Regions from separate parts of the Mus musculus genome. Here region 1 is linked to region 2. Evidence: chromatin contacts called from ENCODE POLR2A ChIA-PET data. All regions are on one chromosome and are shown on one strand. Each heading gives the region's core, a stretch centred on a gene start or an enhancer-like site at or near the end of the contact. The rest is flanking DNA. Distances are from core to core; before and after follow the strand shown.

What was found. ChIA-PET counts read pairs that join two places held with the same protein, here RNA polymerase II (POLR2A).
Region 1: POLR2A ChIA-PET joins it to region 2 with 11 read pairs in embryonic stem cell. The contact joins the enhancer-like site here to the promoter of Rnf166 in region 2. POLR2A ChIA-PET finds 5 or more read pairs at or near these places in 3 of 5 experiments (Patski and embryonic stem cell).

What each region holds. Positions count from the first base shown.
Region 1 is chr8:122,521,494-122,528,191 of GRCm38, forward strand. The region is part of intron 1 of Piezo1 (piezo-type mechanosensitive ion channel component 1); the gene reads right to left. Among named protein-coding and RNA genes, the nearest start is that of Gm26497, 4.2 kb to the left of the region's middle. Within about 2 kb of position 2,603, at least 1 of the 3 ENCODE cell types and tissues checked has a DNase peak (open chromatin) inside an H3K27ac peak, as active enhancers do.
Region 2 is chr8:122,470,505-122,477,973 of GRCm38, forward strand. Rnf166 (ring finger protein 166) reads right to left here and starts at 5,570. Exons shown (of 6, transcript NM_001033142.3): 1 at 5,359-5,570. The coding sequence starts at 5,513. Ctu2 (cytosolic thiouridylase subunit 2) reads left to right here and starts at 5,639. Exons shown (of 15, transcript NM_153775.2): 1 at 5,639-5,791; 2 at 6,011-6,085; 3 at 6,402-6,480; 4 at 6,673-6,732. The coding sequence starts at 5,724.

The DNA of each region.
Region 1 (6,698 bases), core at 1,353-3,852, 48 kb after region 2:
TGGTTGTTGAGAATTGATTTTTTTTTTTTTTTTTTTTTTTTGAGACAGGGTTTCTCTGTATAGTCCTGGCTGTCCTGGAACTCACTTTGTAGACCAGGGTGGCCTTGAACTCAGAAATTCTCCTGCCTCTGCCTCCTGAGTGCTGGGATTAAAGGCGTGCACCACCACGCCCGGCTATTGATTTTTCTTTTTTCTTTTTTTTTTTTAAGGACCTCTGCTCACTCCAGTCAACTTTATTCACTCAATCCCTGCTTGCTTGCTCCGGCCCAAAGATTTATTTATTATTATACATAAGTACACTGTAGCTAACTTCAGATGTACCAGAAGAGGATATCAGAACTCATTATGGGTGGTTGTGAACCACCATGTAGTTGCTGGGATTTGAACTCAGGACCTTCAGAAGAGCAGTCAGTGCTCTTAACTACTGAGCCATGTCTTCAGCCCAATAAGAACTTTTATTGAAAATAAACAAACATAACCAAGAACCTGCCCATATATCTGATCTTTGTAAAGAGATAGGAAGGCTCTGAGGGTCCACATGATCTCTGTATGAGGGGGCCCAGAGTCATCTTACGAATACCTCTCTGAAATGGCTTGTTTGGTGTGTCAACTTGACACAAGAGTCATCAGAGCAGAAGGAGCCTCAGTTGAAGAAATATCTCCATGAGATATAGTTGCAGGGGATTTTCTAAATCATTGATTGATGGAGGAGGGCCCAGCCCATTGTGAGTGAGGCCATCCCTGGGCTGGTGGTCCTGGGTTCTATAAAAAAGCAGGCTGAGCAAGCCATGGGGAGCAAGCCAGTAAGCAGCACCCTCCATGGCCTCTGCATCAGGTCCTGCTCCAGGTTCCTGTCCTGCTTGGAGCTTCTCCAGTGAAAGCTGAATAAACCCTTTCCTCCCCAGCTTGCTTTATGGCCATGGTGTTTTGTGGCAGCAATAAAAACCATAGCTAAGGAGGGCTGTGGTGGCGTACGCCTTTAATCCCAGCACTCGGGAGGCAGAGGCAAGCAGATTTCTGAGCTTGAGCCCAGCCTGGTCTACAGAGTGAGTTCCAGGACAGCCAGGGCTACACAGAGAAACCCTGTCTCAAAACTCAAAACAAAACAACAAAGAGTTTAAACTTGACATCTCCTTTCTCATAAGAAGAATGCTGCCACACATTACCACAATCACAGAAGTGAAGGGCAGGGAGGGCCACAAGCTATCTTCCTCCCAGAGCATACAGAGGTTACCAGATTAGACACCTAGTTGGGCCTGGTGCCTCAGGCCTGGGATCTCAGCTACACAGGATGCTGAGGCAGGAGGATCCCAAGTTCCAGCCTGGCCTGGGATACTCAGCAAGACCTTGTTGTCTCAAAATAAAAAATAAAAATGGCTAGAGGCCAGGTGTGGCAGTGCACGCTTACCCTGGAAGCACTTGGGAGGCCAAGGCCGGAGGAGCTGGTGGGCGGAGAATCAGGTGAGGTCACCCTCAGCTGCCTAGGGAATTCAAGGACAGCGGAGGTCACACAAGACCTGACAGGAGGTGTGACCTAGTGCCTCTGTGATAGACCACTTGCCTAACATGTATGAAATTCTAGGATCAACGACCACAAAATACCTAAGTATATCAACCACACTAAACCCGGATCTTCAGCTCTAGGGAAGCGCCCTGCTAGATCCTGCCCTCTGCCATCCCCAGATGGCTGCATGAAGTACAAAGGAGGGGACCAGATAACTGCTGCTGAGCAGGACAGCTGCAGGACTGGGGGGTGGGGTCCTGACCCACACCCTAGCTGCTCCCTGCCACCCGTTGGGATTCCGGGTCTCCTGCCTGCCTTATTTGGCCTGGGCTGCAACTATAAACACTTCTGGGTGAGATTTCGGCCAGTGGGTGGGGCCAGGCAGAGGAGGAAGAGGAAGGAGGAGAATTCCAGCAGCAGCTAGAAGCTGCGCGCTGGGAGTCCGGAGTCAATGAAGCCTAGTGGCCACACCTGCCACCCCCCAGGAAGGCTGAAAGCAAAAACTTAAGCCAAACCAGGCCCAGAAGGCTCTGGCCAATCCCCCTTCCTGGAAGAGGAGGGTTGGTACAGTCAGCTGAGGGCACATGAGGAAGCCAGCTGCCCGGACTTGTTCCTAAAGCTTGGGACTAAGGCTCCTAGACTGGGTTAGCCTGGGCAGTGTGGCTGGATATCTTAGCACCTTTGATCAGGCCCAGGTGCAGCCAGCAGGAAAGAGGGTCAGTCAAGCCTAAGGTGCATTTTGCTCCTTTGAAGCTGTCCTCACTTGTCACTTCTACAGCCCCAGGGAGACACTGAGCCTGGCAGCCATGCGAAGTCATGGTAATTTCAGCGCTAGCCACCGTCTGTTCAGATACATCCAATCTGGCTGGCCCCTTCTCCGAGTTATTCCTGATCTGCTGGAGACAGGAAAGGCAAGGGGGTTGAGGATGCCTAGCTGACGGACGCCCACCTCTTCAGGCTCCAAAGCCGACGTGAAGCGCAGGGACAGTTTCAAAGCACATTGTGGATACAGAGCTCTAATCGGATCTGTTTCCTTCTGTTAGAGAAGAAAGTGATGCCCCTTGTGGGAGACAGACAAGAGCAGTCAGGAGGGCGTGTGGACCAGTCCTGGCTGATCGAGGAGAGGGGTCGAGTCGGGAGCTGCCTCAGCCTGAAGCAGCCGGGGTTGGGAGAGGCACAGGGACTTCATTTTACCTACTTGGAGCCCGGCCAAACTGCCTGGGCTCTGGGAGCACTTGGAGCATTTAATTACCATAGTGTTGGGGGTTTAATTAGTGCGACGCGTCTGGGAACCGTGGTTTCACGGCTCAGCTGACCTGCATGGGGTGGGTCGAGTCATTCTGGCTCTCTCTCTCAACACCGAGGGTGGCCTGGTAGCCATAATACCAGTAAGAGAACCCATGGACACATAGTCACATACTCCCATCTGAACAGCTAGTCAACTTTTATGTTTCCCTCAGCCCACAGTGACCTTGTCATACTTTGAGGAAGTCGCAGAGCAAGAGGGGACAGGCTGAGATGAGGTAGGTTATACAGGTAACAAACAGGAGGTAAGGCTGAATATGGACGCCCGGAGGAGGTGGGAGGGAGGGATGCCCACTGCCCAGCGAGCTGGACATGGCCCGCAAGGCACTGTGGTTCCTCGGCTCTCGGCTTCTCCCTAACTTGGAGCAACTCCACAGTATCCACTCCTAGCAGAGCAGGTCAGAGGTGCTGAAGGCAGTGAATGCCCAGAAGACCAGCAGGAAATGGCTTGGTGCTGAGCCCTGGCTCTCAACCAGGGCTGCATCAGGCAAAGAGATCAAGGATGGATGATACAGCTACTGCTGGCACCAGAGACAAGCTGGCAGAGGGATGCTTGCCTCCCACCCCAAACTTCTCAGGACAGCCCAGAGACCAGAGACAGAGAAGACACGAGGAGAAACTCAATCCGACCGTGACAGGTCCTCTTCCCAGCAGATGCTGCGTTGGTCCCAGTTAGTCAGTCAGCTAACTAACTGGGGACCCTGCTCACAGTCTCCCCCCCTAAACAACCCACAATGCCTATCACACAGAGGCACAGTCTGTACTCTATGCGAGTCGCTTGGAGGTATGAGACTGAAGCCACCCAAAGCTGACCTACCCACAGGCGACAACTATCAACAAAAGAGGAGAGAACTCAGGGTACAGGGTGGGCCCCATTCCGTATCAGCCATCCCCACCCACTCCTCCCTGGAGGGAGGAAGCCAGACCTATCTGCAGCCATCTCTACTGGCTGTCACAGGTAAACAGGCCGGGTAGCACATGGGCAGGGCCCTGGGAAGTACATGGGTGCAGAAAATAGTCCCTATCCCATTTGGGAGGGAGTTGGCCCGCAGAACTGTCCCTCCTGAAGGTGACACCCTCCTCACAGACCACTTGGAGCTCAGAGGGTCTTCGCCCTCAGCAGGAAGCTGAAGAAGGGGCTGGTCCTGGCCCTGTATACTGTGTACCACTGACAAATTTAGCCTCGGACTGGGAGTTCTTCCCTTAATACACCGTGAGCTCTCCAGAGCCTGGAGCAAGTCTGGTGAGCCGCTCGCAGAGCCTCCACCAGGGTCAGTCCTGTCCACTTCCCTGACCACATGTTACCTCTCCCCAGATCGTAGCTACTCAAGAGCTCCCACTAACTGGAGTAAATTGTGTATCCAGGTCTCCCAGCTGAGCTGTGAAGGGCACGGGCTGAGCTGTGAAGCCACCACGTGGCTTACACAGGGAGGAGAAGCAACGGCCTAGCAAACCACGGAAGGCTTTCCTAGGTAGAGCCTCCCTTTCCCTACCCAATGCCTGCCATCTGTCAGATGAGGGAAACTGAGGCACTGTGGGCACGGCCCCTCCACAGCTTCACCTACTCCTCTAGACACTACATCTGTCTGGAGAAAAACAAAACAAAACAAAAACCAAACAAGCCAAACAAAAGAACCGGGCCAGGGCATGATCAGTTTCTTGATCCACTAGCAACAAGCACACATATGCCTTGGGCTCTTTCCTAGGAGCACAGAGACCCTGAGACCCCACTACAGACATCCCAGTGCGGGACGTTCACACCGCTCCCAGGTGACTGTGGTCAGTGGTCAATTGCAATTCTCCCACTAGAGCCATCTGAGAGTACCTCAGAGGTTGCCATGGAAGAGGCAAACTGAAGCAGGGTGGCCATAGACCCTGCCCCAGGACCTGAGTATGGGTGTGGGACCTGATGTCACCCAGAGTTCCACGTTATGATTCAAACCTGCCCAGTGCCCAGCTGGTAAATTGCAGCCAACAGGATGAAGCCAGCACGGTAGCTCTTGAATGTTCAGAGATGACATAGTTGGGTTCCAGGTCCCTCAGGGGCTTTGTGACTGCCAGTCTGAGCATGTAAGAGGCTCCTTAGTGAGCCGGCCAGGCTCCAAACTCAGGGTGAGCCCCTGAGTCTCTATAAACCTGGGAAAGACATCTCTGGCCTTACCTCTTCTCTCAAAGGATGGGGGTGCTCTAACAAGACAAGTGGGGTGGGGAGCATCCCCTGGACAAAGCACTGAGCAACCCCAGTCACTTGCTGAGAAAGGAATAGGTTACCACAGGCAATTTCCCTACAGAGTGGACAGCACATTCCAGAAGCCTCTTGAACCACACTGATTAGCATGGAAGGGCTGGCCTTTCGCTCTGCTCTGCGTAAACAACCCAGCTCCTGACCTGAAGGCACTGCCCCCAGAATTCCAAGCTGCCAGAAGGCAGGATTCCTCACTGCCAGCTAAGCAGGGTACCTGAAGAGGGTGGAGAGGCTTCGGAAACCTAGACTACACTCTGCAGTGCCTGGCCCACCCCCCTGGACCTCTCTGAGCCAGACTAGTTCCTCTGTCACCACAGCTCCACGCTCATATTCTGAGGCTGTGGCACAAGTCTGGGCCCCACAATTCTCACAGCGGAAACCTCCCTGAGACTGACACTCAACAGTGTCTCTCAGAACTGCACTAGTGAGACTGCTCTGGCCTCAGACAAGAGCAGCGGCTCCCTTTCCTCCAGAGAGGGCACTGGCCCACTGGCACTGCCCTGGCCCAGGCTGTGGAAGTCACAAAAGAATGTCTACAGCTCTAACCCCGGATACCTGCAGCCCAGAGGGAGCTTGCCCACAATGGCAGGAAGAACACTAGACCACAAATAGGTCAGTATGAGATCCAGATCTGCCACAAATACAGGTCAGGTGTGGCTGTGCGCACCTGTCATGTTGGCACTAGGGAAGTTGAGGCAGGAGGATTGTTGTGAGTTTAAGGCTAGCCTAGTCTACATGGAAAGTGCCAAGCAAGCTTGGGATACAAAGTGAGACCCAGTCCCCAAACAAACAAAAACAATACAGGTAACCTCGATACCCAGGATAGACTGGTTCTGGGACCCTTGAATGCAGGGAGCATGCCGTTCATGCCCCTTTAATAAAGTGCTTTGCCCAGAGCCTACGGCCATCTTCCCTTCTCCAGTACTCTAGATTACTCACAATACCTAACACGACATACATGTACCACAAACAGTCATTAGACTGAGTTGTTCAGGAATAAAGACAACAAAAACAGTCTGTGCAGTTTAGTAGAAAGGCAATTACCATGACCTCAGAGCAGAGGAACAAGACCAGAGGTTCTCACACACAGAATTTGCAAAAAGTGAGGCCCAACAACAGGAGATGCCCAATGGGTCCTGTGGTTACACAGTAATAAGGAACAAGGGCAGCCAGGTGTGGTGGCGCATGCCTTTAATCCCAGCACTTAGGAGGCAGAGACAGGCAAATCTGGGTTCAAGGCCAGCCTGGTCTACAGAGTGAGCTACACAGAGGAACCCTACCTGGGGGGAGGGAGGCAGTGGGGGTGGAGTGGGGGACAAGGAGGGCCAAGACTCACCTTTAGAAGTCTATGGTTTCCCAAGGCCATGGTGAACAATAACCCATGTATATATAGGAAGCATCCGTCAGGATGAGTCCTCTAGGGGCACTAGAGGCAGACATAGTGGGTGGGTGGGTCTGGACTGTGGGACTTCAGCAGAGGGAGCTCCTCACAGGCAAAGATGATAGGGCAGGACCTGCTGTGAGGCACTGGGTGTCAATCACAGAACAGGATCCCTCACTGGGCACATGGCCACATGCCCCACTCTCTGTTTGGCTATGCCTAGGTTAAGTGTCACCCATCATGGAGAACACAAGTCCTCAAGG
Region 2 (7,469 bases), core at 4,320-6,819:
TCCCTCCAAACAGGACAGCCCTCTTACTTGGCATGTCCCCTGCGGCCTGTACCCTCAGAAGGAACATCCCTGCAGCAGGGTGCGGGCTCTTTCCTCAAAGTCTCCTGATTGTGTGGTGACTGACAGAACCTTAGGGGTCAGGGAGTAAAATTACTAACAACTGTGAAGAAGAAAACGCCAGGCCTGGAGCCCTGATTCACCAGGTGGTCAAAGCTGGCCAGGACAGGGTTCTAGGCCACAGGAGTCTTGTGTCCTGCGAATCAAAGCTCAGTGACAGGAGGGACTGTGCACTCTCTCGCTGCCATGCTCCCAGACACCAGCAGCATGAGTTCTGTCTTTGCCTGGCCAAACCCCGAGCTGGTGTTTGTGGGATCCTCTGCTCAGCAGCTGCACACCAGTGGGGAACGGAAGGAAAGGAGTGTCACTGTGCGAGCTGATGGCTGGTCTTGCTGCCAACCTGACTACATCTGGAATTAGCTACAACCAAATGGCTGGGCACACCTGTGAGGGATTTTTTTTTTTTTCTAATTAAAGCATTTGATGTGGGTAGACCCACTTCTAATCCAGATCTTTGAGACCTTGAATCTGGGCCGTAACTTCTGCTGGCAGCCGATGATATAAAGGACACAAAGAGGAAGTTCGCTCTCTGCCTGCTTGTGCTTGCTCTCACTGGCAGGTCCATTCCTTCACTGGCATTACACTCTACTTTTTGGAATTCTGGAGTATCCTGAAGACCAGCTGAGACACCTGATGCTGTAGACTGAACAAGTACTGGATTCTTTGGCCATTGTTGGACTAGCAAGACTATGGCCTGTAAACCATTCTAATAAACCAATCCCATATATATATTCATATTCATTCTATTCTGTTTCTCTAGAGAACACTGACTAATACAGATTTTGGTGTCAGCATTGTCTTTGAAGCAAGAAGAGAAGTATAAGGATGAATTTTTAGGTATCTGAAGCAGGCTTTCCAATTTGCTGACACCTACAGCTATTAGAGCCTCCCCTGGAAGCGCACTGAGTACTGAAAGCCCGTGGTGTGAACTAGTTTATGAACTGAAGAAAATGAATGGATTTGATTATGCTGGTTCATCAACTGAGAGGCGATGGATTTGGTGACTCTGTGTATGTGTGTGTGTGTGTGTGTGTGTGTATATATATACACACACACACACACACACACATACATACATATATATACACAAACACATATATATATATACAATTTGTAGAAAAAGTAAGGAGAATGCTGCTGCTGGTTGGCTGCTCCTGGCATCCCCATATAAATTAAAACGGGAGTAGAATGAGCTGTGTGGTTCCAGTTAGCCGCCTTCCCGCACAGGGAATTCAGTGAAGGACAATGATGGAGAATGATAAAACTGACCAGCTCCAGAAGGGAAGACACAGCGGGAAGGTTTCTAGGTGCAGGTGCCCTGGAAGAGAACCTTCTGTCCAGCAGCCACAGAGTGCACGCTGAAGAGAATCAAACCTCATTGTAAGGTTGGCTAAATGACAGCAAGAACTCAAGCCCCAACCTCAGAGGGCATGGACATTAACTGGGAAAGAGTGGAATCCTGGTGCCTGGGATGAACACGCGTGGGAGGACGACAGTGAAGCTGAGAAGGCTGAAGCCTCGGATCCTCGAAGGTCTATTTCCTGAGAAGTCTCCACCCTCAGCAGATGGACTCCTACCTCCGGCTCCCTGAACTGCCTCTTCTACCTTTGACTGAGGAAATTAATTGTTCACTGTCTGCTAAAACAGCAGTGACTCTGACTAAAGGAAACGCCAGGCAAGACAGCACTGATGTCTCTCAGCGCCCACCAACAGGTAGGTACCTCTAGACCCATAACCAGACTTAATGCTAGCAGGCTCCTAGACAGGAGGTAAAAAAATGTAGTCCCTGAGGAAGTGAGCCATACTACTAAGGAGCTTAATGAGTTTGCTAACTCACTAAGCAGAAGCCTGGGGAATATGTGTGGGAATGGACTTTACGTGTGTAGGATAATGGTGGAAGGAACATAAAACTAGATCAGGCTGAGTTTATTGATATGAGCCCATTAAGATTCTAGGTTTAATGTGGAAGCTTGAGGTTTTAAGAGGTGACCTCTGCACAGAATGGCAAGTGCTCATTAATAGCACCGGGTAGGAGGAGGGGGAGTGACTCAGCCTCCAGGACTGAAGGAGGAGGCTCCGAGAAGACAGTGTGAAAGTTTACTTCTCTTGGAGGCTGTGGGGTCAGGATGATGAGCCACACTGGTCAGGTGTCAGAATATTCCTGAATTTGCAGGTGACATAGCCAATGTCCCTTCTAGCACTTTGAGATCTCAAGAAAATGTCCTTAGCCGGGCGTGGTGGCGCACTCCTTTAATCCCAGGGAGGCAGAGGTAGGTGGATTTCTGAGTTCGAGGCCAGCCTGGTCTACAGAGTGAGTTCCAGGACAGCCAGGGCTGCACAGAGAAACCCTGTCTCGAAAAGCCAAAAAAAAAAAAAAAAAAAAAAAAAAGAAAATATTCTTTGAAACAATGAGGGTGGTGGACCCCTAGGTAGTGTCAAAGGTCCCTGCACCCTTCTTTTTGATGGAGCTACCACCTGGCAAGCCATATTAACAGAGCCAAGAGAAACAAGATCAGCCTGAGAGTCGACACTCAGTGGGTGTGAAGGACTCTCGGAAGCACTGTCCTGCAGTCAGAGTGGCTTGCTCTCACCTACCTCACCCTGGCAGAGCAGGCAGAGATGGCACCAGCAACCACACACCCAGACTTGGAATCCCAGTTCCGTTTATAGGAAATGTGCAGCACGGCCCAATCCCGAGAGTGAGCGAACTGGTGAGCAGATGCCAGGACTGTGCAAGGAGTGGCTGCTTTTTGGGGTGGAGAATGTTCTAGATGGCGCTAAAGGTTGTGTGACTGAGCATGAGGGGAACCAATGGCTTCTACAGTTGTTGAGCTTTTTGAGGCACAAGGCTGGAGAGATGGCTCAGTGACTCACTGGTTAAGAGCCCTGGTTGCTCCTGCAGACATGGTGGCTATCGACTGTCTGCAGCTACAGTCCCAAGGCGGTCCAGTGCCATTTCTGGCCTCCATGGGAGGTGCATGCATGATACAGACATACATGCAAGCAAAACACCCATAAAACAAAAAATAAAAACCCTAAAAACTTTAACAAAAAGACTTCACTTTGTGGCCTGTGCCAGGCTTTGAACTCATTCCTGTCTTACCTCAGTCTTCCAAATACTAGGAGTGCTACCAATTTATAGGTAGGAGCCACCATGCCTGATCTGAATGAACAAACCATGCAGCCCTATATTCTACCTCAGAGAAACCCACAGGGAGAGCAAGGCCACACTGGGAAAAAGGAAAATGGTCCCAGAAGAGCAGGCCTTCAAAGATGCTGGCGTGGCCAGAGGAAGGCACTCCTTCTCTAAGAAGGCGAGGAGGTCTCAAGTCTACGCGGTGACTCTCCCCAAGAGGAAGTAGAACGAAACGTGGGGCTCTTGGCCTAGTTTCCAGACCACACTTCTCCCACAGAGAGTTCCTGCCTGCATCTACAGAGGCTGGTGTAGGGCAGCTTCTCCACCATGTGACACAACTGAGGGCGTGAATGTGGGAGAGAACACCCATTGCATTGCCCCTTCCTGTGTTCTTCCACCCTCAAGGCAGCCAGTTCCCTCAGGCAAAGTTGCTTTGTGAAGTCTCAAGACTGCTCCTCTGTGGCCTTGGGATACAGCCTGGAGCACACCTCTACAGTGGCCTTGGGATAGTTCCTGGAGCACACCTCCACAGTGGCGCCACTGGCAGGCCTCCTGCCTGTATCTGCAGCCACAAAGTCTCCCCACTTCCTCTCCTTCTCTTGTCCGGGTAGCAGTGCAGCAACTCTGTAGGGAGGGTTCTACTCACAAAAAACCTCAAGAAGGAAACAGCTTCTGGTCAGGAGGTGAAGACAGAGGGATCAGTGACATTTTAAAAGGTGATGTGAAAACTTAACCCTCACACTTATTTTAAACAAGGGCTACACCCAACAGACACTGCGAATTAAAGGTAGGACTGAACAGCTGGGGAAACGGAACTGGCAAAGAAAGCAGGGCCACCTTCCCAAGGTGACGCTGTCCAGATAAAAGCCTGCAGAGGGAGCAATGGGAACAGGTTTACAGGTTTAAAGGTGCTTTTCAATCCCGTGTTCTACCTTTCTAAGAGGACAACACATACTGATTGGTGAATAGTAGCAAACTGAAGAATGCAGCAGTGGCCTGTGTGCACCGAGTGAAGGGATTGTAAAAAAAAAAAAAAAAAAAAAAAGACAACACTTCACAGAACACACCGTAAAACACCCACTTGTGCGTGCATACAAAAAAATGGGTCCTGATCCAAGGCTTCCTGCTAGAATATCACAGGAGCATTAGGCTGAGCAGGAGCTAGCTGTGCTCTTCCAAGACAACCTAGCAGAGCTCTCCAGAGGGATCCAGTCTTCGGTTCAGCCTGACACAGGGGGCAGGGAAAGTCAAGGCAGCCCTGGATGGAGACAAGGTCTCTGCCACCTCCCTGTATGACTCGCAGGCACACGCCTACCCAAGCGGCTCCAGTTCCCTCTGCATTAGAGCCTCCAAAATCAGCTGCCTCTGTTTGCAAAATGCCTCCCACCAATCTGGGTGCACCTTGTCCTGCCCCAAGCAGAGGGGCTGTCTGCTGACAAGTCCTCCTCCTGCCCGTTCTCTATCGGCTAATCTCAAGAGCTGTACTGTGGGGAGGTCATGGAGCAGACGTTCTATCTTGGCTCCCTCCCAACCAGGCTGGGGTTGTGAAGGCCCTGAGCACCGCTCCCTCCCGCGCAGAGTCACATCCTCAAGTTTCTGCTCCTGAAACACGGGAGGAGGAGCCGCTAGATTGGGGGTGGGGGGTGTCTTGGCTCAGCTGGGCACCTAACGAAGTGCTTGATGTCTGGGTCCCTTTAGGCCCCGCTACCTGGAAGCTTCCTGTTCAGAATAGGCCAAGTCCTTCAAAACAAAACACCAGGCTCCAAACGCGTCCCTCTCCTAACTTTAGGGAAACTCATTTCCTTGACAGTCAACACGAGTAGACATGGGGTGGAACAGAGTGGGTTGCAGAAGCCACAAGTCGTTTATTTACAACGGCCCGCTCACCCGATCTCTGCAAGCCCGGACCCCCGCGCTCGGCGCAGCGGCCGCGTCCACCGCCCTCGAAGCAGCCGGCGGCCGTTGGCAACGCGCGGGGCCGGGGCGGGTGCAGGGCGCGCGCGCGGCCGGCGGGCAGGGGCTGCTTTCCCCACGTCTCCTTTCGGCCGCCAGCCACGACCCCGGCCCGGACCCCCCTCCCGCGGGCTCCCGGCGCGCGCTCTCACGTGTGGCCGCAGCTGCCGATGGCCACTGGCCGATGGTACACCTCCAGGCAGATGGGACAGCTGAACTGCGCCTCCAGGCCGCTGTCGCCGCCCGCGGGCCCAGCCGGCGGCTGCCGCTGCTGCGCCGAGGCCACCAGGCTGCGGAACATCGCCATCCCCGGGGCAGGCCGCCGCCGCCGCCCCCTATCCAGGCCGGCAGACCCGGCGTCACTGCCGCGACGGCGCCGCGCTGGCGTCACCGCCCAGGCCCCACCTCCCCGGGTTGCGTCACGACAGCGCCCGCTCGGCGGTGACGGCATCTCAGCGCGCCGGCATCTCAGCGCGCCGGCTCCTCACGCCACTCCGCAGTCGGGACCCACCCCTCCATGTGTCAGGCCGGTGAGGATTACGCGGGGCCGGCGCGGCGGGAGCCTCCGCCCGTGCCGCGGCCAAGGTAAGAACCTTCTACCACCAGGCCGGGGACAGTCCCCTTCGGTTCCCCACCAACCGGAATTCCGGGACTGCTGTGAGTCGGCGGCTAGAACTAAACCTAGGCCCTGGCGCGTGAGCCTGGCGCTTCCTCCGCCAGCTCGGGCCGGGAAGCGCGACCCTGACTCCCCCAAGCCCGCCATGGTGCGAGAATTCTGCCACATATGTTCTTGTTCTCTCAAAGCCGGGAGCAGAAATGTGTGAAGTGCGCAGAAGGCCTGCCGGTGGTGGTGATACGAGCGGGAGATGCCTTCTGCAGGTGAGATCTGGGCAGCCGTCCCCACCCCACCCCACCCCCACCCCCGCACGCCCCTTTTCCAGGCTTGCTTGTTTTCTTGTAAAGGCGCGGTAACTTGTAAGTGCTTAGCCCTAACCGTAAATAGTGGTGGGAACCACTGGTGACGACCCTTGTCATCTAAACTAGGCACACCCGTCAATTCAACACTTCAGAGTCCATGACAGGAGAATTACCTCCGATCTGAGGCCAGCTTGGGCTGCAGAGATGACCCTGTCAAACAAAATCCCACAGTCTCCTGCGCAGGTGCAGCCAGCCTCCCTTTGCTTCTGTGTTACAGGGTTTGTTTCAAGGCATTCTACGTTCACAAATTCAGAGCCATGCTTGGGAAGAACCGGGTCATCTTTCCTGGGGAGAAGGTACGATGTGTGGTGCCTGGGCGCTCGGCTGTCAGCCCTGCTGTCTTCCGTTTATGTTCGTTTCTTCAGCTGGCCTACTGTCCCTGGACATTGAGGGTAGACTTGGTGTCTGGGGCTGTCCAAGAAGTGGACAAGACATGCTCATATTGCGGATGCATGCCTCCGTGCTGATGCTGCCCTTCCCACCCCCAGGTGCTCCTGTCCTGGTCTGGGGGCCCTTCGTCCAGCTCCATGGTCTGGCAAGTGCTTGAGGTACATCTACACCATCTTCTGGGCGTAAGCTTCTGGATTGAATTAGCAGGGGCCTCCTTCCTCAGCCTATACTATGGAAGTTTTTGGTTAACACTAGACAGTACCCCACCCCACCCCAACTGGGACACCTTTAGGATGTCCCATATATATTCAGCAGGTGTGCAGTCCAGACACATGCCCTACACAGGGTCCCAGGCTACATCCCTATTGAGCTTTATTTGTTAGGACACAGTTTCAAAGATTGGCCAATCATGACAAAGAGCAGAGAGAAGCATTTGCCAAAAACAACGGGAGAAGCAGCATAGGTAGAAGGGAGTGGGGCAGATGGAACGGGACTCAAGCTAAGAGTGTCTGAACCTGCAGAGGTATACAGGGTTTCCTTGAGGGACCCCATGCAGAGCAGGGAACTACATGCTCTCTCACTGTAGGGTACCAGCTAGAGGGGCCAGTGTAGAGGCTGTCTTGGTAGGGGAGGTCTCAGTGGCGGTGCTGCTCCAGTGTGAATGACCTGTGTCGTACTTGAGTGGCTTTTGTGTCACCTGCTGGTCCCCCAGACCTACACATGTGAAGGTGAGAGCTCACTGTGAAGCCGTCAGTGTCTGATACCGCTTCTCATGGGAGACTCCGCCCCTGCTCTCCACGTATTGTCACCTCAGTTCTTACATTTCAAAACACTTTCTGGGGATTCTGGGGAACCCAGCAGATGGTAAAAGCGTTCCCCATGGCTCAGCCGCTGT